2 separate regions of the Mus musculus genome follow, and region 1 is linked to region 2. The links are chromatin loops, found by intact Hi-C in ENCODE. Cell type or tissue: left cerebral cortex. All regions are shown on one strand. Each heading gives the region's core, and the rest is flanking DNA. Links, peaks and the distances in the headings are about the cores only.

What was found. Peaks named below come from ENCODE experiments on the same cell type or tissue, not always from the same donor. Only the 100,000 strongest peaks of a DNase experiment are listed, where the experiment ranks them.
Region 1: a loop joins it to region 2, with 2.6 times the contacts of the local background. A loop is called at or near these places in 2 of 42 quality-filtered maps.

Annotation. Positions count from the first base shown.
Region 1 is chr3:39,836,842-39,845,116 of GRCm38, forward strand. No RefSeq gene overlaps it. Among named protein-coding and RNA genes, the nearest start is that of Gm46834, 130 kb to the left of the region's middle. In left cerebral cortex, for the core only: no CTCF peak of the experiment used is centred there; a DNase peak (open chromatin) is centred at 4,296.
Region 2 is chr3:40,119,609-40,122,108 of GRCm38, forward strand. No RefSeq gene overlaps it. Among named protein-coding and RNA genes, the nearest start is that of Gm30184, 330 kb to the right of the region's middle. RefSeq lists an enhancer at 1-1,012. In left cerebral cortex, for the core only: a CTCF peak has its summit at 1,075; DNase peaks (open chromatin) are centred at 119 and 1,064.

The DNA.
Region 1 (8,275 bases), core at 3,283-5,782, 280 kb before region 2:
TCTGGTGGATCTGCTTCCTGTGTGTGTGTGTGTGTGTGTGTGTGTGTGTGTGTGTGTGTGTGTGTACAACCAATAAGTGTCTCACTCATCCGAGGAAGAGACTAATTCTTCATCTAGTCACCAAGCCACCTTCACACCTAATACCACTAATGATACTGTTTTGAAAAACATAATTTTTCCTACCAGGACAAAAGTTCACTTTTTCCAGATAATAAGAAACTAGAAGAATGCCACTGTTGAACAGTTACTGCTGTGTTCATAAAGAACACTCCACATAAAGGATTGTCTACTAATGCCAGTTGAACAGCTTAATGTGCACAACTGCCTAGCACATCCAGGAGGGTACATCCATCATATGATCTTTCCTTAACCAACCCACCTACACCACGCAGCCTCAGTGTGCTGAAGCTGCTGCTGGCCCTTATTTGATGGAGTTTTCTGTTCTTTAGCCTCCTTCAGTGGAACTGATGGTGTTTTGCATATGAGCCGTGCAGATCCAGGCCTCCAACATTCTCGCACCACCCATTTGTCCTTTTTAAAGGCATAAAAGATTTGGGGGGAAAGGTGTGGGGTACCACAATCCATGTCACTCATTCTTCTGTTGATAGCATTTAGATCGCATCACATTAGGAATAAAGGCACTAGAATGTTGTTCTTCAAGTTTTTTGGATACCACACTAAATCTACTCACCTCTTAGCTATCTGCCTCGGGTGCAATCACCACCAGGGTGATATGTGTTCCTTTAACATTGTTAGAAACTGAAATCCAGCTCTGTTAAGCAGGCTTCTCATTTGGAGCAGCACCTCACAATTCTTGAGCAGTACTTGTGATTTTTTTATTTTGGTTTGTAGAATCACGGGTATGTTAAATGCTCATAGAACAACATTTACCCATTTGGAAAGTTAGAACTTTCCTGAATGGCAGATAAGACAAATTACAAGCTTACCAGAACCATCTCTAACTTTCTCAGTGTACAACTGCATGATTTTCATTGTTCCTTGACAAATGTGTTTGCATGATCATTCCAGACAGGTAAATCTTTAGAACCCTAAACTGAGTTCATGATAGTGCGTATAGTGTGACCACATAGTCGCCTCCAGAGAATAATCCTCTTACAGAGAACATTTGATTTTCCAACTTGGAATAGAGTAAAGCCCATTGCTACTAGAACTAAATAGCTGGTGGTTTTTCTGTTGGAAATATCTATGATGCAGATATGAAACTGTGTTCATCCTGTTAACATTAATTCATGTTATAAATTCATAGCAATTATGTCAGCACATGCATTTAAAGTAGAAAATTAGAAAAACTGATTTAGAAAAAATGTTACTTGAAAGCAAATTTACTCGATGTAATCATGATTGTGTTGTCAATGAGTCTCTTATCTTCATTCGTAAATGTCAACAAATATTTTGTCAACTTACAGAAATCATCACCGGCTTCCCTGAGAAAAGAACAACTCAATTCCAATTCTTAAATTTCTCATTAAACATACCATTTTTTGCCATCTTATGCATGAAAGGATTTATTACAACATTAAAAAGCTAAGTAATTATATATGTGCATATGTATAATTATGAGTCTACATTATATGATGTGTCTATCAGCAACTCCAGCCAGAATGCAGAAAGTACCCTTTGTTAAAGCTACACCAAAGCCCTTCATCACTCCTGCGTCACGTGCGTTTCATATGTGCTTAACCTATAATTTGCCACATTGGTCATGCTGAGTGCTGGCAAGCTGACAGCTTCATTATCTCTTAGGCAACGGCACAGCCTTACATTCTCAGACAATCTTTTATACTGTATTCTGGATACATAAACAGTCTTTGGTAGCAGACATGCTCCACTTGAGGGGCTGACAGTGTAGATCAGGCTTACTGCTTTTTTTCTATCATGCACTAGGCTCTGGATTTGACACACACACACCCAGAATAACATACACATACTTATGTGTATGTTCATGTCCAGCCCATGCTTGGAAATTATGTTGGCTTCTTCTTTCCAGGCTCGTTTGGGGCTTTCTGGCCCCTCATTCAGTCTATCATTTCCTATACCCAGTGTACTTACCTAGCCACAACCAAACCTTCCCACTTCCTTGACCCAGACAGTGTGACACTTTGCAGGTGAAGGCTATGAGGGAGAGTGACAGCCATGCTCTCTTTCTCATCTGGGGTCACACAGGGTGAAAGGGCTGCTGGGACCATCAAAGTCCAGCTTCCCTCCAACGATAGAGAACAAGTCTCAAGCTCTATCAGCCTGTCTTGATTCCTCTTTAACCTGCTAGTGAGGGCCTTCTCAGGTCTTGCCTCCCTCCCTCTCTACCCTAGTAGTATGGTATACATATTCTCTGTGGGTAGTAGACAGATCTCCTAGGCTCAATTATCATAGCATAGTGAGGCCCCTGGCTCCTGTTTTATTAACTAGAGTCTCTATAACTTACCTTACTGTTTGTTAAATATGGACGTGTGTGTGAAGGGTGGCACATTCCTGGGTGGAAGCACACGGGTGTACTCATTTCTGCACAAGTGCTGAGTGTGTGCCTGTCGTGGTCAGAGGACACCCTCTGCTGCTGTTCCTCAGGAACTGCCCACCTTCATTTAGAGACATCCTGTCTCCTCAGTAAAACTAGAGATCTGCCTTTCTCCATATTGGCTTGAGATGAGATCACTAGGGTATACCTTCAAACTGAGAGCTTATGTGGATTTTAAGGTTTGAACTCAGGCCTTGGAGCTGATAACTCAGGCACTTTTCTGACAGCCATCTCCCTATCCCTGTTAGTGACTTCAGAAGAGATTTTCTCCCTTTGTTTTGACAAGCTCATGACATCAGCAAGGAACATGATGCTTCCTAGATGTAAGTGTATGTGAAAAGACTATTTAAGAATATTTGTGCTTCTATGTCCTTACCTAATTTACTTTAGGCAAAAATGTGTGAAAATGAGCAGGAAAATAAAGTTTGTTTTTGTGGTTTGAGTGCAGGCGAAGGTGGGTGGATCTATGAGGTACACTTTGGCTAAGCAACTGGATTTCTGGCATTTTCTTAACCTTGGTGCCTGGATGATAGCTGGAGTCTTCAATTGTTTCTTTCTTAGTAAGACTCAAAATGGGTCATCAAACTAATGAAAAAACAGACAAACACAGCCATCATCAATAACAAAAACACCTTCTCTGCTCACCACAGAATACTGGAGCCTAGTGAGCTGCCCTAGTGAGACAGGCTCTGCAGACTAGATTAGCACACATTCAGCAATTCCCCAAGGCAGCTGGATTACCTTGGAAGGAGTGTGAGGCCTAGGGATGGCTATGATTTTATCATCTCTGATCAACTCACATGTGCAAAAACTTGCCAAGTTAGAAACTCTATTGCACAGACATCCACAAGTGAGAACTTAATGCCACAGATAAACTTAGCATGGCATGTGGAGGGTGCCATGCCTCCCTAGGATGGCATGTGTATGCATGACCACTTTGCTAAACATGAGAAATGTAGGACAAATGACAAACTAAATACAAAATGAGGATACCTAGTTAAGTAGGGTCACCAGAGCAGATTCAGTTGTAAAGTCTCCCTACACCTAGAGCATAAAGCAGTTCTCTGTGGGAACAGCAGCATACTCTGTTCCCCATGGGTAGACAATAGTGTGCATCCATTAGAACCATTAGACAGCCCCTCAGTAATAGCATGGTAAATCATGGATGTGCCATCAGAGTAAATATTGTGAAACACATGCTGTGATGTGATGCACCTAGGGAGTCAAAACAGACCTAAATATTTAGTGTGTTGTCTTCCTGTGGTGATGGGTATATGGACAGAGGGAGGGACAAGACAGAGAGGTAGATTAAAAGGCTAAGATAATGAAGCTGTTTCCAAATTTAAATGGATTCAATTACAGAGCACAAACTTTACATAAAGGTAGAGTGCTTGAAAGGGGGTCGGGGTGGGGCGGCAGTAACATCCGGAATGTTCAGCAATCCTTGGGATTACACAGTCCTCTTCTGATGAATCTAGTCACAGAACAAGGGGTGCTACTTGCCAGCAGTTAACCAGTTAAGAATAAAATCCCAGATCCCTGAATGATAGTATAAATTGGTTGTGTTCTTTAAGACAGTCCTTCCAGCTGGCCCAGAGACCTGGGATGCAGCAGGGTGTTCCTCCCACACACCATCTCAGAGATGAACTGACAACCCTGAAGTTTGGCAAGAACCTGTAGCTGGTGCCGAAGGAGGGATTTTTAGAAAAGTCGCTGTGTTCTCTTTATTTTGGTTGTTATTTCTCCAAATATTCCATCTGCAGCAGCATCTGCTATCTCAGCTCAGACAGTCCAAACAGATGATGTACCATTATGTCATGTGACGAGCAGGCCTCCGAAGAAAGGGTGGCTACTCTTTGGCAGGTAGTCTCAGACGCTGCTTTCAAACTCAGATTGCAAACATAGCTCAGAGCCATGAGAGGAAGGGGACTAGAGACAGGCAGTTTTTCTCAAAGCTCAGCAAAGAGAACAATAAACTCATTCTGAGACTGGGCTTTTTATTAGTGTTTCCGTCTCAGCGCAATGTGCCTTTGACACCGCTTTCCCATGATCAGAGTGCATCAAGGCCGTTCTGTTTGATGCTGATGCTCTCAGGGACCACATTCTGGAGAGGACCTCAGTGTGTACGAATATCTAGTGATGGTGAAGGCCAAGAAGGCGACGGTGGGACCCTCAATTTTGATCTCTTATTGCAAAATACAGACGAACTGACCAGTGTCCCCAAGGCAAACGCTGGTGACAAAGGATGGCTGTGCTCTACGCAGCTACTCGGCATGCCACGGTCCTCTACCCCTGCGTGGTGTATGACCGTGGGCCCGAGAGCGCTCTTGAATTAAAAGTCCTCTTGCAGTTTGCAGAAAAAAGAAGGGAGCAGAAAAGAGCACTGTGGTATTTCTTCATTTAAGGTGATTGCAGAGGGAGTAATCTGTTGCCAACTCTGTTGCCTCCTGTTTGATTTAAACCCCTTTCTGGAAAGATGTACAGATTATTACAAATATGCAGTTTTGAAAGCAGGCTCAACGCTATGAAGAAAAAGCCTTCTCTACTCAATGCTGTATTTGTTTTCATGCATTGTCCTGTTTACATTTAGTCTGAGCTAATTTAGGTATTGATGTTAAGAGTACTGGTTTAGAAGAGATGTCCCACTATGGCCATTTGATAGGGAACTGGGAATCAAATTCTTGGCTTGGCTTGATAAAAGTTAAGGAAATATTCTATCCACTGAACTAGCATTTCCAGGTTTGATTCTGTCATTGAATGCACTAGACTACAGCTCCTTTAAATGTGATTTTTAGGTTTAGTTTTATTTTATATGTGTGAGTGGTTTGCCTACATGTATGTGTATGCATCAAATGAATGTCTGGTGTCCCAAGATCCCAGAAAAGTGTGTTGTATACCCAGGAGCTGGAGTTACAGGTGATTGTGAGCCACCGTATGGGTTCTGAGAACTGAACACAGGTTCTCCAGGAGAACATCCCTCTTCATCCTGAGCCATCTCTTCAGAACCCTCAGCTCTTTTACAAGCTGGTTGAAAATGACATGATCACATACAATACCTAAAAAGTACCTCAGCTATCATCGAGACCCGCAAATGCTTGTGACTTCTTCGGGTGCCTGTCACTGCCATTTCTTCAACTAACAACGGCAAGTGCTTCACTTAAGTATGTGTTTTATTCTAGTTATGATCCTTTTTTAAATAGATCAAATAGTAGCAACGAGAGCCAACCAGAAGAGGGATACAGTGGTGATAACTGTTGTATTATGCAGACAGAATTGAGGCATGAGTGTTTGTAAGTTCTAGGATTGTTTAAGCTTGTGTCAGGTACTGGTGACATCAGGCTCAGAAACCTGCACATTTGAAGGAAAAGAGAAAGAAAAAGTAAGAGGAATGAAGGGAAGAGAAGAGGAGGAAAGAGGAGGAAGAGGAGGGAAGAGGGAAGAGAAGAACGAGGTGAGCAGAAAGAGTAGAGAATGGAGATGGAGGGAGGAGGAAGGAGAGGACAGAGTTATACATCCACATATTACCTTTTCATTCATATTCCTTTGATATCTCTTGAGTAATTGTTTGGAATAACTGACACTCATGTCTTCCTGAACATTAGCTCTTAGTAGAGTTTGGGTAATAACTTGGACACCACAAGAAGACATACAGAGTCAACTAACCTAGACCCATGAGAGCTCACAGAGCCTGAAGTACCAACCAAAGAGCATGTGTGGGCTGGACTTATGCCTACACATTTGTAGAAGATATCACCTTGGTTTTCATGTGGGTCCCCTAACAATTGAATCCAGGGCTGCTCTTCTGACTCTGTTGCCTGACTTTGGATCCTCTTCCCCTACCTAGGCAGCCTTATTATTATTAATTTTTTTAGGCATTTTCTTCATTTATATTTCAAATGCTATCCCAAAAGTCCCTCATACCCCCCCACTCCCCTACCCACCCTCTCCCACTTCTTGGCCCTGGTGTACCCCTGTACTGAGGCATATAAAGTTTGCAAGACCAAGGGGCCTCTCTTTCCAATGATGGCCAACTAGGCCATCTTCTGATACATATGCAGCTAGAGACACGAGCTCTAGGGGTACTGGTTAGTTCATATTGTTGTTCCACCTATAGGGTTGCGGAATCCTTTAGCTCCTTGGGTACTTTCTCTAGCTCCTCCATTGGGGGCCCTGTGTTCCATCCAATAGCTGACTGTGGGCATCCACTTCTGTGTTTGCCAGGCAGTGTCATAGCCTCACAAGAGACAGCTATATCAGAGTCCTTTCAGCAAAATCTTGCTGGCATATGCAATGGTGTCTGCGTTTGGAGGCTGATTATGGGATGGATCCCCATTGCAGCAGTCTCTAGATGGTCCATTCTTTTATCTCAGCTCCAAACTTTGTCTCTGTAACTCCTTCCATGAGTGTTTTGTTCCCAATTCTAAGAAGGGGCAAAGTGACCATGAAAGACCCACAACGTGAGGACTCCCCCACGTTCTGACTCAGGAGAGGCGGCACCCCAAAATCACCCACAAGAAACGGTCTTGCTGCAAATTGCAAGAGGATTTTTATTCAAGAGCGCTCTCGGGCCCACGGTCATACACCACGCAGGGGTAGAGGACCGTGGTGTCCCCGAGTAGCTGAGTAAGGGGGTATTTAAAGGAAAAAACCACAACTCAAGGAGGTGGGAAAGGCGTTGTTGGAAAATACCAAAAATACCAGTTAAGAGTCACAAGGAAGTACAAAGTCACAGGTGTCACAAGGAATACCTGGTAATTTTTAACTCTCAAGACAGTTTCTAAGAGCCCCTAACAATAGCACATTTGCATTGCAGGTTCCTGTAATGGTCAGGGTGACTTTCTTTGAATTAACACTCTTTGAACCCAGGAAGCGGGTGGGTGGAGGAAGGAATGTCGCTATCTGCTTTATGATTAGCATACCTTGGAGCACTGAGTTTACTACTCTTTCAACCACACTTTGGTCTTCATTCTTCTTGAGTTTCATGTGTTTTGCAACTTGTATCTTGGGTATTCTAAGTTTATTATTGAGAGAGGATGAACTTAGTCCTGCTGGAACTTTATGTGCCAGGGCAGGTTGGCAGCCAGTGGAGTGGGGCTTCCCCTTCTCTGAGAAGAATGGGAGTAGTGATTGTGGGACTGAAAGAAATGGAGGGAGGGAGGTGTAATCAGGATCTAAAGTGAATAAATAAAATGAATTATTTTTTTAAAAAAGAGGCAGTCTTTTTATACTGAACAGCATGCTCAAGCCAACACAGTTTGAATACTTGGTATTTACTGAAAAAATAAAGGCTGTCTCCCTTTTTGCCTAAAACACTCTGATGCTTATGCATATGCTTGCAACGGTGCTGCACTTTGTTCTGAGGCATTGTGAAGTAGGTTGGCTTCCACATACGGCAGACACTCCAATGCAATGAATAGTAGACTCAGGTTCTCTATCTGAGGTACTTAATAAAAATACAGACCATGTGTAGTGATGTCAGCCTTATAAAGAACTTGTTTTCCATATGTGTAGGATGCAAAAGAAAGAATGATATATTCATCAAAAATTTTTTAAAAAAGCACTGAAAGACTTACTTCATATAGCTTTATTTGGAGTTATTTTCCCTTTGAGACTAGGTCTCCTGGTTTTCCTGAACTTGCCAGGTAGACCAGGCTATCCTTTAACTCACGAAGATCCTACAGCCTTTGCCTCACAAGTGTTGGGATTAAAGGTGTACAATCACCATGCCTAGCCACCCCTTCA
Region 2 (2,500 bases), core at 1-2,500:
GGTGTCTAGTTAGTTGAATGAACTGGCTACAGAGGCATCCTGATGACACTCATAAGCACTCACATGCATCTTGGAAAGAGATTCCCCTGAGGGTTCAGCTAATTATGACTTTAGAACAACTGCCTGTGTTCAGATGCCAACTGGGAGATTAAACCAGTGGCAGTGTCCATGTTATTTGCATATTAACACTACAGACAATGTGTCTCTGGTGACTGTCCTCACACCAGGGTGCCAAGCCTCCAGAGAGTCTCCTGCAATTCTGAGGGAACACAGCTGCTTTCAGGGGGAGAGAGACAGACCCTGGAGATGACAATTTCAGAAGGCTCTTCTTTCAGACCATTTTGTTTGCAAACCCAAGTCTTCCCTCACACTTTTTCTTACACACACAACACACACACACACAGAGAGAGAGAGAGAGAGAGAGAGAGAGAGAGAGAGAGAGAGAGAGACAGACAGACAGACAGACAGACAGACAGTCAGACAGACAGACAGAGAGACAGAGACAGATGAGTACACACAAAAAGGGGGCAAGGGTAGAGAGACAGAGACAGAGATAGACAGAGACAGAGAGAGACAAAGACAGAGAGAGACAGAGACAGATGAGTACACATAAAAAGGGAGCAAGGGGAGAGAGACAGAGACACACAGAGAGACAGAGGCAGATGAGTGAAAGAGAGAGAGAGAGAGAGAGAGAGAGAGAGAGAGAGAGAGAGGTCATATTGATGCAGTCATTATCCAAACAGGAGGAGTGTGGTTTCTGTAAATCAGATGTTGCCTGGCTTCATAAGTCAGATGACTAAAATAAATTCCGACAAGCCCTTTAAAATGTAGCAACCAGGCAGCTTTATATGTGTGTCTCCACTGTACACTGTGGGTGTATAAATGGAACGTGCACAGGTCAAGGGAGAACCTTTTCCACATAGGAGCCCTTAATTTTCTCTTTATTTCACAATAAAAGTGAGACTTTCTCTTGTACAGGAAGAGAAGGCGATATAGGAAGCAGATGGGGGAGCAAGGCATGCACTGATTTGCAAAAGAGCAATTCACACTGCAGGGGACAGCCCAGCAGCTCCCCCCAAAGGCGGCCTGATGAACTCATTTCCACCTCAGATAGTCCCCAGGGGAGGTGACAGGGAAGCTCACAGGGACTCAGAGCTGAGCATGCCAGCCTCCCTGAATGGCTAAGCTGGGACCCAGGGCAGCTTTGGGCTGAACTCATATGGAAGATTTAAAAATGAATTAGATCATCTCAAGCATTACATGTTCCCCAACAAAAACCTGCTCCTAACTCCCCGCCTGTCCACATCAGTTTGTCTTGGCACAGGTAGAGAGGTTTTTTTCTCCACACCTCTGTTGGGACGAGTGCTATTTCGGTTAATCTTGTTCGAAAGGTTTCATGCCTTAGAAGACCTTTCTGCACTGCTCCTCTTTAGTCCTTAATCCTCCTAGACTCAGACCTACACACACCGTGTTCAATATGCTTTCGCCGTGTGTGTGTGTGTGTGTGTGTGTGTGTGTGTCTGTGTGTGTGTGTCTGTGTGTGTGTGTCTGTGTGTGTGTGTCTATATGTGTGTGCATGCAAGTACATGGGAGCGCTTAAGTGGCAGCCTGAGAACAACTTTGGGTGTTGTTCCACAGGTGCTGGGGTGGTGACTGTTAATTGTCAAGCAGACCAAATATAGAATCCTCTAGATGAGCCCCTGGGCCTGCCTGTGGGAGACAACTTAACGGCACCCATTGATGGGGAAGACTCATCTGCATTGTGGGTGTGACCGTTCCCTGGACAGGTCGTTCACAGGCTTTATAAGGTGAAGAAAGGAGCTGAGCACTGAAATTTCTGCTTGCGTTGTTTTTTGCTTCTTGATTGGAGAGACGCATTGTGACTCCAGTCAGCTTCACACCCTTCCGAGCTTAACTTTCTGTCCTACCACAGTTTGACCTGCAGACTGTGAGCCAGAATAAGCCTGTTTTCTGCTAAGTTGCTCTGTGGGAGTATTTTAACATAAAAACAGGAAAAGAAACTAAGGTAGTCGCCATCTGCACCATTGTGTGAGGCAAGGTCTCTGATTGGCCTGCACTCTACAAATTGGCTGGGCTGGATGTACAATGTATCTTAGGGATCTGCCTGACCCTGCTTCTCCAGCACTGGGGTTACAAGTGCACACCACTAAACATAGTCAGGGGAATCAAAAGGAGGCCTCTCTGCAGTCTCCCATCATGAACCTCCCATCATGAACTCTTAAAGACAAAGTGTGATCTATTTACTAACACCAGTGCTTAGACTAGTATTAGCTAAGAGAGAATAGTCATCTCTGGGCTTTGTTGCTATTTCTCTGCTTTTCTTTGGCTCTGGTTTATGAAACTGGCCTCACACTTTTGAGTAGGATGACAGCCACCAAACAGGTGGGCTTCAGAAACCCTACAATGTCCGTTCTTGTGGGCCTGATTTTGAAAGGGGACGTCTCAGTTCTCCAGGGCAGGCCCGGAGAAAGCCTCACAG